2 separate regions of the Homo sapiens genome follow, and region 2 is linked to region 1. A link is a contact called in ENCODE Hi-C or POLR2A ChIA-PET data. All regions are on one chromosome and are shown on one strand. The core of a region is the stretch at or near the end of the contact, and the rest is flanking DNA. Distances in the headings are between cores, read along the strand shown.

Evidence for each region. A loop is a pair of places that touch in the nucleus more often than their neighbours do. ChIA-PET counts read pairs that join two places held with the same protein, here RNA polymerase II (POLR2A). Pooled maps may share reads with other maps.
Region 2: a loop to region 1 is called in a map of gastrocnemius medialis, with 4 times the contacts of the local background. The contact joins two enhancer-like sites. A Hi-C loop is called at or near these places in 1 of 168 maps with a recorded cell type or tissue (gastrocnemius medialis) and 1 of 50 pooled maps. POLR2A ChIA-PET finds 5 or more read pairs at or near these places in 1 of 52 experiments (MCF 10A).

Annotation. Positions count from the first base shown.
Region 1 is chr13:40,351,043-40,358,532 of GRCh38, forward strand. All of the region lies in intron 6 of LINC00598 (long intergenic non-protein coding RNA 598), which reads right to left. Among named protein-coding and RNA genes, the nearest start is that of LINC00598, 130 kb to the right of the region's middle. RefSeq lists an enhancer at 1,336-1,835. Within about 2 kb of position 1,414, at least 15 of the 41 ENCODE cell types and tissues checked have a DNase peak (open chromatin) inside an H3K27ac peak, as active enhancers do; they include gastrocnemius medialis, where a contact is called at or near this core.
Region 2 is chr13:40,533,077-40,540,000 of GRCh38, forward strand. No RefSeq gene overlaps it. Among named protein-coding and RNA genes, the nearest start is that of LINC00598, 56 kb to the left of the region's middle. RefSeq lists a silencer at 4,496-4,790. Within about 2 kb of position 3,700, at least 7 of the 41 ENCODE cell types and tissues checked have a DNase peak (open chromatin) inside an H3K27ac peak, as active enhancers do; they include gastrocnemius medialis, where a contact is called at or near this core.

The sequences.
Region 1 (7,490 bases), core at 164-2,663:
CGTAGTTGCGGAGAATGTAAAACGTAAAAGGAATTTGCCAGATGAGTCTAACAAATCTCCCATCCTTCACTTCTCTCCCAGTGCACCAGGATGGCCAACCTGAAAACTTTGCCTAAAATTAATAAGCATAAAAGGTGGCCTGCAGTCTCGCTGCTGCTAAAGGGCTTGGGGAGACAATGCCCAATGCAGAGAGAGGAGCAGTTGCTGAGAATGTCAAGAAGCAAAGAAACAGCAGGACACGCATAATCCTAGTCATGGAATGTATTTATGAGATGGCTCTCAATATACAAAAAGGGAATGCTATATGGACCTGGAGGAACCAGCCAATATCAGATTGGCTGGCAGGCAGTTTCTCACCTGAGAAAATGAGAATTAAAAAAAAAAAAAAAATAGAGTAACTATCAAGGACCCTCTCAAGGCAAAGTCCCCTTAAGCCATATTTTCTAATCATCCTGCAAGAAACTTCAGATTGGGGCCCAGTGGTTTTATTCGAACAAGATTTCATCAGTCCTCTAAATGTACAGGCAACTCTAGAGCCCTCTATTTCCTGGGCTTGCCCCCCATCTCCCCCTGCAGATGCTCTGGGATCCCGTTAATAATCTACTTCCAAACGGCTCCTCCGTGTCCTAACCCCTGGCCACCTCTACCCTACCTCCAGGCCTCATTCCCCTGCCTGCCTGGCTGAAGGACACAGGCCTCTTTTGTCATCAGCAATCCCTACACTTGCTGGGGTCAAGGACCCTGCCTCCTTCCTACTCCATTGGGGCCCACATCCTGCTTCTCTCCTTCCACCTCAGCAACCCTCCACTGTGCTGTCTCACATTCCAGACACCTTCTCCCCTCCCTTATTGCTTTCTTCCATCACTAACACTGACTCTAGAAGCATGCTCAGTCAGGGACCCAGGAGCGAGTGATTTGGGGTGTCCTGCAGTACACCACCCAAGCACCTGCTAGTCTGGATTTCTGTGAGCTGAAGTTTTGTTTGTGTAAACTTGCAAGCTGTTTTTTATTTTCCTCCTATGTTGATTCACATTAAAACAGTTACTGAGTTCAAACTTTGGGATGGGGGCGAAGGGAGTTTACTCAGCTGAGACTGGAGATGGCCAATGGGATGGCCAAAGGGCCTCAAACCTGCTGTTCCTGGACAAATGTGCATCCTCCCCAGCCTGCCTGCCGCGGGCACAGGGTGCTGGGCTGCAGCTAGCTTCTTCCCCAAGGACTGGTGGCCAGCCACAGATCTCAGGGCTGCTTGTTTCTGATTGAAAAACTCACAGTACAAACTCTCTCGGACTAGTAGGAAAATGAGAGGCTGTTAAGTACGGAGACCTCTGTGAATTGTGCCAAGAACTCTCTGTCACACGGCCCTAGTGTGCTGAAACAGGCTGGAAAGGCCAGTCTTACAAAAGAGTTAAATGAAGGCCACATCACCAGCCCGCTGCTGCTGCAAATCTGACAGGAACAGGACGTTCTAGAATGGCTCCACCCTGGAGCCTCAATCCATCAATCCCAGCAGAGAATACCCAGTGCCAGGCTCTAACAGCTGCCCGCAGACCCCCTCTCTCACCTCTCTGCCAGGCTCCTGCTTTGTCACCAGGCTCCTAATTAGCTATGGAAACAGCACACACTTTGCATTGCGTCACTTGCATCTCTCCGTGTCCCACACATCAGCATGCGTGGCACAGAGAGCCCGTGAGTTCAGAAAGACGCAGCCTAGTGCCCTAGTTGGCTATTGTTTATCATCCGTCTTGATAACTGGCATATACTCAGGTGGCCACACAGGTTGTGTCTAAAACATCTGGCCAGTTGTTGATCTCCCCAGATGTGTGGCAGTTGGCAGTGCTGGTCCTTGTCTCCCTTTAGCCTCCTACAAAAAGTAGTCCAGCCCCTCCCCTGGCATTCCTTCCTCATGCAGTGTGGAAATCAGTTTCTGGCAGCCTGCCCACAGCTGCCCCAGCCTGGTCCCTCTTCACAGCCCACCTGCCCCTCCACCAGTCATCCCCACGTGTGCAACCACATCCACTTCTGTCCTGGCACTTTCCATCAGTGGATTTATCTCTGTCAAGTGTTCCTGCCAAGCTTTTTTCCAAGGACTGCCTTAAGTACAGCAACAAGTATACACCACCCAGAGTCTCCCTGACAGATACTGGATGAGTCTTCCGACCAGGTAGTTTGTATTTTAGCAAGAGGAACCCAAATTTCAAATTCTCGTCCTAGCTGGTATTTCCCTTCCTGAAATACAAGGGCTCCCCAAGTACTTCTCCGTGACTGATCCATTTTTCTCTCTTACAGATGTCTACAACTTTCCTACTCCCACCCCCGCAAATTCCTCCAACACAGCTCCATCGATAAAAGTCATATTTGCCTTCTAAATCACAACCCAGAATTTTCAGAAAATTTCCATGACTTCATTGCAGGCTGCTCTTTGCAATGTCTTTTTTCCTTTGTGATTCTCTCCCACTGCTGCTGGTGCCCACCTGGTTCCTACCCTCACCTTCCCTGCAGAAGCTGATGGTGGAAGTGAAGATGATGATGGTGATGATGATGGTGACGAGAGCTAACATTTACTGGGCATCAATATTGCACTGGGTGCTGTTCTAAGCACTTTACATATAAGATTCACCAAGTCTTCCCTCTGCATGTTATTTTAGTTTTTCTAAACTCTTACCTGAGAAAACTACCAGAGTGCGCAGAGGAGGGAAGAAGCCATAATAGCCAATCAGATCAATATCAATATCTCTGATGTCCTGATTTGGCATGTTTTATGGTCTTTATCCCTCTATCTATAACTCCCACATATTCAGGCCTATGTCTTCTTGGTCCTGAACATATAACCTTGCTTTTAAACTAAGAAGTAATATTTCATTTTTAAAATTGCATGTTTTTATAAACGAAACATTGAATTTCCAATGGTAAATCAAGAGAACACAGATTTGGGATAAGAATGATACATATTTTTAAGTCCTGCCTCTGCCAATTACTAGCTTTGTGATTCTGGGTGTATTTCTTAATGCTTCTGAGACTTGGTTTCATTATGTATAGAATGAAAACAATACAGACCTTGCAGATTTTTGAAAATTGCAAGAAGCGATGTTTGCAAAGTACCTACCTTATTGCTCTGCACCTAATAGACGCTACAGAAATACCTCATCCTTTTCTAAAAAGATGTCTATTGTGTCAGTGTAGCAGGTGGGTATGAAAGGCACAGATTTCTCTTCAATACTTTTCTCAGTGCAACGTCTTTCCCAGAAACCGGGGGAAAACTCTTCATGTGACATACAACACAGAAGTCACCTTGTCCATAGCATACCAGAGCTAACAATTGTTATGCATTCTGCTCTGTGCAAATTGCAAGCCTAAAATCTTCCTTTTGTCCTCTACTTCCCTGGAGTCTCTCAGTGAGTTTACTCTGAGATCTGTATTAGGCTGTTCTCACATTGCTATACAGAACTACCTGAGACCGGGTAATTTATAAAAAAAAAAAAAAAAGAGGCTTAATTGGCTCACGGTTCTGCAGGCTGTACAGCAAGCATGATGCTGACATCTGCTCAGCTTCTGATGAGGCCACAGGAAACTTACAAATATGGTGGAAGGCAAAGGGGAAGCGCACACTTCCCACAGCCAAAGTAGAAGCAAGGGTGGGCAGGGGAGGTGCTACCCACTTTTAAACAACCAGAACTCACTATCATGAGAACAGCACCATAGGGATAGTGCCAAACCATTTATGAGAAAACCACCCCCATGATCCAATCACCTCCCACTAGGCCCCACCTTTAACATAAGGGATTACAAGTCAACATGAGATTTGGTGGGTACACAGATCCAAACCGTATCAGGATCCTCAATAGGATTTTGTCTTCTGACTTGTTCACCAGGCTCCACGTCTTGTTGACCTGAGAACACTTCAGGGTGGTGGGCACTTGAGAAAACAAGATTTGCAGCAGTGACCCCCAAAATATTGTCAACAGATGGACCATCAGCATCAACAACATTTGGGAGCTTGTCAGAATGCAAGTTCTCAGGCCCTACTCCAGATCCACTAAATCATGGGAGTCTGGAGATAGGGCCCAGAAATCAGTGTTTTCACAAACCCTCCAGGCAATGCTAATGAAGGCTCAGGTTTGAGAACCTACAAACAGAATAAGTGGTGGCAGTTCCAGCAGTATGACTGCAGATCAAAGGATCCAACCTCTGGAGGCACACTGTCAGCTGCCTCCACAGGTAAGGCCACTCACCATGGAAGGGAGACACCATGTCTCCTCACAGAGGCGTCCTTCCCCCCACACAGCCTCCGTAGCATTTCCCCTGCTGCTGTGGCTTAGAAGAGACAGCACACCTGAGACAGATATCTGCAAGCCCAACCCAGGTGCCCTGTTACTGCTCAAACACAAGGTTTGGAATCTGTTCTCCTAAACACCACTCTTTACTCATCCTGAGACTGGGGAAGCACCTCCAACTTGCACCTGGTTTATTCTCACTCAGCAGGGAGTGGAACAGATAAACCAAAGGTGTTATCAGTCACCGCCCAGTCACCCACACTCTCTCAGGTGAAGCTGTGTCTTCCACAGTCCCAGGAGCCAGGCTAACCAGTTACAATTCTCCCAAGTCAGCAGGAAGCAAGGAACAGGAAAGGTCAGCGCTCAGAGCTCCGACTGTAATTAATAACCCAAAGGACGTATCCCAAACACCCTTCTTCCTCCATAGAAAATGCTCCTTTTCAAGCGCTATGGTTTGAATACTTTTGTCCCCTCCAAAAGTCACGTTGAAACTTAATCCCCTCCAAAATTCAGCTGTTGCCAATGTGACAGTATGAAGAAGGGTGCCTTTAAGAGGTGATCAGGCCATGAGGCCTGCTCCCTCGTTAATGGAATTAAGGCCCTTTTGAAAGGAGTTTCATAAAGTTCAGCTAGATGCGCTCTTGCCCTTCTGCCTCCTGCCACGTGAGAATGCAGTAAGAAGGCCCACGCCACATGCCAGTGACTTAATCTTGGAGTTCCCAGCCTCCAGAACTGTGAAAAATACATTTCCATTCTTTATAAGTTAGTCTGTGGTATTCTGTTATAGCAACACAAGTGGACTAAGGCATCAAGATTGTGGAAGAGGCCAGGCACAGCAGGTGTGGTGGCCCACAGCTGCAACCCCAACACTTTGGGAGGCCAAGGCAGGGGATTACTGGAGGACAGGAGCTCAAGACCAGCCTGGGCAACATAGCAAGACCCTATCTAAAAACATATATGTTAAACATTTAGACGGGAGGAGCCAAGATAGCCGAATAGGAACAGCTCCAGTCTACAGCTCCCAGCGTGAGCGACGCAGAACACGGGTGATTTCTGCATTTCCATCTGAGGTACTGGGTTCATCTCACTAGGGAGTGCCAGACAGTGGGCGCAGGTCAGTGGGTGCACGCACCGTGCACGACCCGAAGCAGGGCGAGGCATTGCCTCACTTGGGAAGCGCAAGGGGTCAGGGAGTTCCCTTTCTGAGTCAAAGAAAGGGGTGATGGACGGCACCTGGAAAATCCGGTCACTCTCACCCCAATACTGCGCTTTTCCGACGGGCTTGGAAAGCGGCGCACCGCGAGATTGTATCCCGCACCTGGCTCGGAGGGTCCTGCGCCCACGGAGTCTCGCTGGTTGCTAGCACAGCAGTCTGAGATCGAGCTGCGGGGCGGCAGTGAGGCTGGGGGAGGGGCGCCCACCATTGCCCAGGCTTGCTTAGGTAAACAAAGCAGCCAGGAAGCTCGAACTGGGTGGAGCCCACCACAGCTCAAGGAGGCCTGCCTGCCTCTGTAGGCTCCACCTCTGGGGGCAGAGCACAGACAAACAAAAAGTCAGCAGTAACCTCTGCAGACTTAAATGTCCCTGTCTGACAGCTTTGAAGAGAGCAGTGGGTCTCCCAGCACGCAGCTGGAGATCTGAGAACGGGCAGACTGCCTCCTCAAGTGGGTCCCTGACCCCTGACCCCCGAGCAGCCTAACTGGGAGGCACCCCCCAGCAGGGGCACACTGACACCTCACACAGCAGGGTACTCCAACAGACCTGCAGCTGAGGGTCCTCTCTGTTAGAAGGAAAACTAACAAACAGAAAGGACATCCACACCAAAAACCCATCTGTACATCACCATCATCAAAGACCAAAAGTAGATAAAACCACAAAGATGGGGAAAAAACAGAACAGAAAAACTGGAAACTCTAAAAAGCAGAGCGCCTCTCCTCCTCCAAAGGAACGCAGTTCCTCACCAGCAACGGAACAAAGCTGGACGGAGAATGACTTTGACGAGCTGAGAGAAGAAGGCTTCAGACGATCAAATTACTCTGAGCTACGGGAGGACATTCAAACCAAAGGCAAAGAAGTTGAAAACTTTGAAAAAAATTTAGAAGAATGTATAACTAGAATAACCAATACAGAGAAGTGCTTAAAGGAGCTGATGGAGCTGAAAACCAAGGCTCGAGAACTACGTGAAGAATGCAGAAGCCTCAGGAGCCGATGCGATCAACTGGAAGAAAGGGTAACAGCGATGGAAGATGAAATGAATGAAATGAAGCGAGAAGGGAAGTTTAGAGAAAAAAGAATAAAAAGAAATGAGCAAAGCCTCCAAGAAATATGGGACTATGTGAAAAGACCAAATCTACGTCTGATTGGTGTACCTGAAAGTGATGCAGAGAATGGAACCAAGTTGGAAGACACTCTGCAGGATATTATCCAGGAGAACTTCCCCAATCTAGCAAGGCAGGCCAACGTTCAGATTCAGGAAACACAGAGAACGCCACAAAGATACTCCTCGAGAAGAGCAACTCCAAGACACATAATTGTCAGATTCACCAAAGTTGAAATGAAGGAAAAAATGTTAAGGGCAGCCAGAGAGAAAGGTCGGGTTACCCTCAAAGGGAAGCCCATCAGACTAACAGTGGATCTCTCGGCAGAAACCCTACAAGCCAGAAGAGAGTGGGGGCCAATATTCAACATTCTTAAAGAAAAGAATTTTCAACGCAGAATTTCATATGCAGCCAAACTAAGCTTCATAAGTGAAGGAGAAATAAAATACTTTACAGACAAGCAAATGCTGAGAGATTTTGTCACCACCAGGCCTGCCTTACAAGAGCTCCTGAAGGAAGCACTAAACATGGAAAGGAACAACCGGTACCAGCCGCTGCAAAATCATGCCAAAATGTAAAGACCATCGAGACTAGGAAGAAACTGCATCAACTAACGAGCAAAATCACCAGCTAACATCATAATGACAGGATCAAATTCACACATAACAATATTAACTTTAAATGTAAATGGACTAAATGCTCCAATTAAAAGACACAGACTGGCAAATTGGATAAAGAGTCAAGACCCATCAGTGTGCTGTATTCAGGAAACCCATCTCACGTGCAGACACACACATAGGCTCAAAATAAAAGGATGGAGGAAGATCTACCAAGCCAATGGAAAACAAAAAAAGGCAGGGGTTGCAATCCTAGTCTCTGATAAAACAGACTTTAAACC
Region 2 (6,924 bases), core at 2,450-4,949, 180 kb after region 1:
ATTGTTGATTTTTAAGGCATTATCATATTGTGGTTTTTTTTAAAATACTTCTTATCTTTTAAAGACAAATACTGAAGTATTTACAAATATTTGCAGATAATTCAAAGCATTTGTTTCCAAACATTCTGGTGTGGAGGCGATGGGGACAAAAGGTAATGAGCACACAGGCATTATTACACTATTCTACATTTGTGCACATTCGAAATGTTCCCTAATAAAAAGTGGAGCGGCTGGGCGCGGTGGCTCACAGCTGTAATTCCAGCACTTTGGGAGGCCAAGGCATGCAGAACATCTGAGGTCAGGAGTTCAAGACCAGCCTGGCCAACACGGTGAAACCCTGTCTCTAATAAAAATACAAAAATTAGCCAGGCGTGGTGGCACGGCCTGTGGTCCCAGCTACTCGGGAGGCTGAGGCAGAAGAATTGCTTCGCCGCACTGCAGCCTGGGTGACAGAGCAAAACTCCTTCTCAAAAATAAAAAAATAAATAAATAATAGTAGAGCATTAAAAGACAATTTGAAAACAAGAAAAGAGAAACAGTAAGGAAGAGAGAAAGGCTTTTAATTAATTACTTTGCTCTCTCTTAATTATTTAGCTCTCAGCTTTCTACCTTTGCTATTAACACAATTGATGTGTGGAAATAGATGGCATATAAATAATAATAAATAAATTTTTATAATAATATAAAAACCAAATAACCATAACTTACGTCCCGCGTCTTCAAACCCATACAGAGCGTGGAACTGCTGCCTCCCATCCCTGGGATGTTGCAAAGGAAATGGAAACCAACCACCAACACAAGGATATGACCCACACATGGGAGAGGACGTGCTGAGCAGGGATCTGGAGGTGTTTTAGTCATGGTTTGTGACCACTGTGGTGCTGCACACAGCCTGTGCCTTGGCATCCCACCACCATTTATAACAGTCAACCCAGTGAAATCAGATCCATTAAACAGCTTATTTTTAAAGAAAATACTTTACATTGCTGCACACGGCTGGGCGAGGTGGCTCACACCTGTAATCCCAACACTTTGGGAGGCCGAGGCAGGTGGATCACTTGAGGCCAGGAGTTCGAGACCAACCTGGCCAACATGGTGAAACTCCGTCTCTACTAAAAATACAAAAAATTAGCCAGGTGTGGTGGCGTGTGCCTGTAGTCTCAGCTGCTCAAGAGGCTGAGGCAGAAGAATTGCTTGAACCCAGGAGGTCAAGGTTGCAGCGAGCCGAGATCGCGCCACTGCACTTCAGCCTGGGCAACAGAACGAGACTCCGTCTCAAAAATAAATAAATAAATAAATGGTTGCATGAACATCAAAGCTTACATATTCACGAGTAATGTTATTTAAGTTTACACTAAAAATGGGTGAATTTATGATATGTAAATTATACTTCAATGAAGCTGTTAAACAAAAAAGGCACTTCCTAAAAATTGAAAGTGACACCTGTCAGGTGAGTAACAGGTTTTTTCATATCTGAGTGTGGATATCAGTCGCTTGCTCTGGACACAGAGCCAAAGAAAATGCTGAACACATTCTCTGGATTTATCTGAGTGACGCAACATAGCATGGTGGTAAAGAACGTGGCCTTCGGGGTTGGACAGATGGGCTGTGTTCAGCAAGCTTAAGTAAATGCTTAACCTTTCCAATCCCAGACTCCTCTTCAGGAAAACAGGAATAAAAACACCTTCCTTGCAGGACAGATGCAGGGATTAAATGAGGTAATGCAGTAAAGTTTGGCATCTAAGATTTCAACCCAAACCAGTGGCTATGATGGCTTCTAACACCAAGGCTTGCACAAGGAGACTGAACAAAAGGGGGACTTGCAGCGTGTTTCACTGGCCAAAAAAAATTAAAAATAGGCCGGGCACGGTGCCTCATGCCTGTAATCCCAGCACTTTGGGAGGCCAAGGTGGGCAGATCACGAAGTCAGGAGTTCAAGACCAGCTTGACCAAAATGGTGAAATCCCATCTCTACTAAAAATACAAAAATTAGCAGGCGTGGTGGCACATGCCTGTAATCCCAGCTACTCAGGAGGCTGAGGCAGGAGAATCGCTTGAACCCGGGAGGCGGAGGTTGCAGTGAGCCGAGATGGTGCCACTGCACTCCAGCCTGGGTGACAGAGCGAGACTTCGTCTCAAAAAATATTAAAAATAAAAATAAAAAAATAGAGCACTTGAGCTGCCAGATGACCTGGCAGGGCACACATCTGACGAAAAGAATTTTCCAGTGATGATTCTGAAATGATGAAGAAGTTTAAAAGAGCTTCAAAGGGCTGCGGCCGTGTCTCGAGCCCACACAGACCGGTCAGCCCTGTCACCTCCAGAACCGGCCTGGCACCATGGAAAGGGCACGGAAAGGGCTGCCAAAGCCGTCCTCGCGCCCACGCACGAAACCACCACCTCCGCAGCCGGGCCCAGCAGCTCCACTCCATCTCCCCTTTTCAAAATGAAGACCCTAAGATCTCCTTCGAGGAGATGAGCAGAAAGCCCAGCCGCAGAGCTGCGGACGCTAACGCCAGCGCCAAGCGGGTGCCGACACTCCCTGTGCTGTTCCGGCCCCACACCATCTGGAAAACAAGGTCGTCTTACCCTGTTTAGTCCATGAGGAAAGAAAGGCTCAGCTCAGGGAGGACATTTGCCCAAGGTTACATAACTGGTGGGTGCGCGGGCCAGGCCTGACATCGGGTCCACCCAGATGCCAACCTTCCTTACTGCTCCTCTCCAGCGCCTCAGCCAGCTCCCAGCCTGGGACCCAGAAAGGCCCAGAGCCCGCGCTCATGCCAGCACACGATATCTTCGGTACTAATCCCCGGATTTCATTAATCTCTATCACAGGTCCAAAGAGGAGGGGTCGCTGAGGCTGGGCTAATCTCCCTCCCGAGTTTGACTTCCAACTTTCCATGAAGGCCTTAGCCCTATTGCATCCCATGGGACCAAGTAAAAACCTTAGGCTCCCAGAAGATCAAGGGGATGTTTATCTGGCATCTAGGGATCAACTTCTGGAAGAAAAAAATACAGCAATATATCTAAATCCATTTCTTCAGGAAATTAATGAATGGAAGGGCTGCTCTTAGCAGAGTCTCCAGAACTGAATATGCAGAGGGCTTAAGGGTTCCTTTTCTAAGTAAGAGCTGTCTCACTGCTTCCTTTTTTTATTTTTTTTTTTTTTTTATTTTTTATTTTTGTGAGACAGGGTCTTGCTTTGCCACCCAGGCCGGAGTGCAGTGGCACAATCATGGCTCACTGTATCCTGGACCTCCTGGGCTCACACAATCCTCCTTCCTCAGCTCCCAAGTAGCTAAGACTACAGGCACGTGCCCCCACACCTGGCTCTTTTTTTTTTTCTTTCTTTCTTTCTTTTTTTTTTTTTTTTTTTTTTTTTTTTTTTTTTTTGTAGAGAGGGGGTTTCGCTATGTTTCCCAGGCTGGTCTCTAATTCCTGACCTCAAGTGATCCGCCCACCTTGGCCTCCCAAAGCGCTGGGGTTACAGGCGTGAGGTTACAGGCCAAGCCCTTAAATTATTCAAAGCTAAAGTTCTACTCCCAAGACCCCAAGGTTAACCGAAGTCCAGAAGTCCTCCGGTACCTGAAATACCTCACAGCTGCTAGGCTTTATGGCTGTTGTCAGACTGTTCAAACACAAACAGAGCCAAATATCCTGCCAGCCAGCACGGACCTGCTCCCAAGAATCATGTGTTATGGTTTCCATCACACCCAGCCATCAAGTCCTGTTTGAGCTTGTCATCCCTGCAAGCCATGTGACTGCTGGCACCTACCTGGGTCACATTTGCCTCTTCCCTTGGGACACAGCTTTTTGCAAAAAGGCCATAGCCACTTGCTAGGATGAGTCAGAAGTTCCTCAAATCTCCTGACACAACTCAGGGGCAAAGAGAAAGGGACAGCAAACAGGCCCAGCAGGGGCTGTCTAGCCATGACATAAGAAGCCAGCACATATCTTTAGAGGAGCGTTCAGCTCCGAATCCCAACCTGCTTCACAAACACCTGGGGCAAACTCCAGAGATGGCATTTCCACTGGCAATGACAGGAATCGGGCCAAACACCACACATCCCCCTGGACACTCTTGACGTTCAATACATTCACAGAAGCTTCCTTGACCACTCCTGGGCCCTGTGACCCTATCAGGCCAAGGAGCTGGTTCACAGAAAGTGAAAGATTCTGACAAGCAGAGTATTTTCCCTCTGAGCAGGTGTGGTTCCTCACTGAAACAGGAATCCTCTTTATTCCACAAGCGAGACACAGAACAAACAGTGCCCCAGGCCGGAGAACTGAGGCCAGACCTGCTTCCCAGGTGACCCCGGTGTCCACAAAATAAATGCCCCTGTAGGATGGGGATCATCCGCCTGCCTCTTTGCACACACTAGTCTCCTGGCCATTCTCCTGCGAAGGCCTCAACCTCCCAAAGCCCTTTAAAAGATAACATTTTTTCCATCCCCTTTTAATTATCTTGAGCCAATGGGGACAGGTTCAGACTCTGTCCCTGATTACTTTGATGGGTAAATCCCCTGCTGCTCGGCTGAGGAGGGCTCTCAGTAACCTCAGTCCAGCCATCCAGCTCCCCACAGCCCCGCCGCCAGGAAGAGCCTGGCTCCACAACCCCGTGCCAGGCCCTTGACTTCCAGCCAAGCGTACCCACTCACTCTTTTCCTGTGCTTTCCTGATTTTTAAAAGAGCTGGCACGGGGGCTCATGCTTGTAATCCTGGCACTTTGGGAGGCCAAGACCAGAGGATCTCTTGAGCCCAGGAGTTCGAGACCAGCCTGGCCAACATAGAGAGACTCCCATCTCTGCAAAACAATTAAAATAGAAAGATTATTGGGTGGGTGCAGCATACCAATATGGCACATGTATACATATGTAACAAACCCACACATTGTGCACATGTACCCTAGAACTTAAAGTATAATAATAATAATAATAATATATATATAAAAGATTATTGGGGCCAGACGTGGTGATTCATGCCTGTAATCCCAGCACTTTGGGAAGCTGAGGCAGGCAGATCATCTGAGGTCAGGAGTTCGAGACAAGCCTGGCCAACATGGTGAAACCCCATTTCTACTAAAAATACAAAAATCATCCAAGTGTGGTGGTGGGCTCCTGTAGTCCCAGCTACTTGGGAGGCTGAGGCAGGAGAATTGCTTGAACCCAGGAGGCAGAGATTGCAGCGAGTTGAGATCACGCCACTGCATTCCAGCCTGGGCAACAGAGCGAGACTCCCTCTCAAAAAAAAAAAAAAGATTATTGGGTGTGGTGGTGCGTACCTGTAATGCCAGACACTTGGGAGGCTGGGGCAGGAGAATCCATTGAGTGCAGGAGTTTGAGTCTGCAGTGAGCCATGACAGTGACACTGAACTCCAGCTGGGGCAACAGAGTGAGACTCTGTCTTGGGGAAAAAAAAAGTAGGAAAGAGAGTTTTTACATACCCTTCATCCAGCTTCTCCTACTGTTAATGACTTACATACTGATAGTACAATAATCAAAACCAAGAAATTAACTCTGGTATGATACTGTTACCTATACTTGGATTTCACCAGATTCTCCACTAATGTCTTCTTTTTCTGTTTCAAGATCCAATCCAGGATCCTTTGCTGCATTTATCCTCATGTGCTCTGCAAGCTGAGACAGTTCCTCTGTGTTTTCTTGTCCTTCAGGACCTTGACAATTTGTAAGAGTCCTAGTCAGATATTTTGTAGGATATCCCTTAACTTGGGTTTGTCTGATGTGTTTTCTCACCATTAAACAGGTTATACATTTCTGGCAAGATTCCCACAGAGGTGACGTGCCCTTTTCAGTGCATCATATAAGAAAGTATATGAGGAAACTGAGGCCCAAGAGCTTAAATAATTTCCTCAAAGGCAAATGGCTAATAATGGACAGAGCTGGTACTCAAGTTTGCACAACTAAAAAGGCGTTGGTCTTTTTACCTTTCCCTAACTTCCAGAATGTAGAAACCATACTTTAAGCAATATACAGGTTATGTAATACATGAAACACAGTGTGCTATATTATTGCAGGTACAATATGGATATACAGGCCAGGCGCGGTGGCTCACGCCTGTAATCCCAACACTTTGGGAGGCCAAGTAGGGTGGATCATTTGAGGCCAGGAGTTCAAGACCAGCCTGTCCAACATGGTGAAACCCTGTCTCTACTAAAAATACAAAAATTAGCCAGGCGTGGTGGCATGTGCCTGTAATCCCAGCTACTAGGGAGGCTGAGGCACGAGAATCACTTGAGCCTGGGAGGTGGAGGTTGCAGTGAGCTGAGATGGCACCACTGCACTCCAGCCTGGGCAACAGAGTGAGACCCTGTCTCAAAAAAAAAGTACATGATGTCGATTTATCTTACCACTGGTGATGATAATCTTGATCATTTGGCAAAAGTGGTATCTTCCAGGTTTTTCCACTGTAATCTCATTCTTTTCCCCCTTTATAATTAGAAAATATTTGAGGGGAGATGCTTTGTAGATTTGGAGATGCTTTGATTATGTAGATATCCTATTTCTCCCTTTTGCCCTCTAACTTACCATTCATCAGTAGATCTTTCTAAGGCAATTATTACTGTGATATTTTAAGGGTGATCTTCCATTTCCCTCTTATGCAATAGAAGAAAAGTAACGGGTAACTATTGTGTATAAACAGGGTGTCCACGTGATTTGTCATTCAAACCAGGACACTTTTGAAAGTGAAAGAGGGTACTGTTAATAACTACAGTATGGCAACAAGCGTAAGTTTGTCCTGGGAAAACTGGGATGCACAGTCACTCTATGTGTAAAATTGACTCTCCAGCTCAAAACAACAGAGACGGGTCAACATTTACTGAAAGTATCTGTATCTTCGAGAAAATCAACAGCAATCTTTGGTGGGGTTTTGAGGGGAAACAGATCATCTTATAGCTGAGTTAAA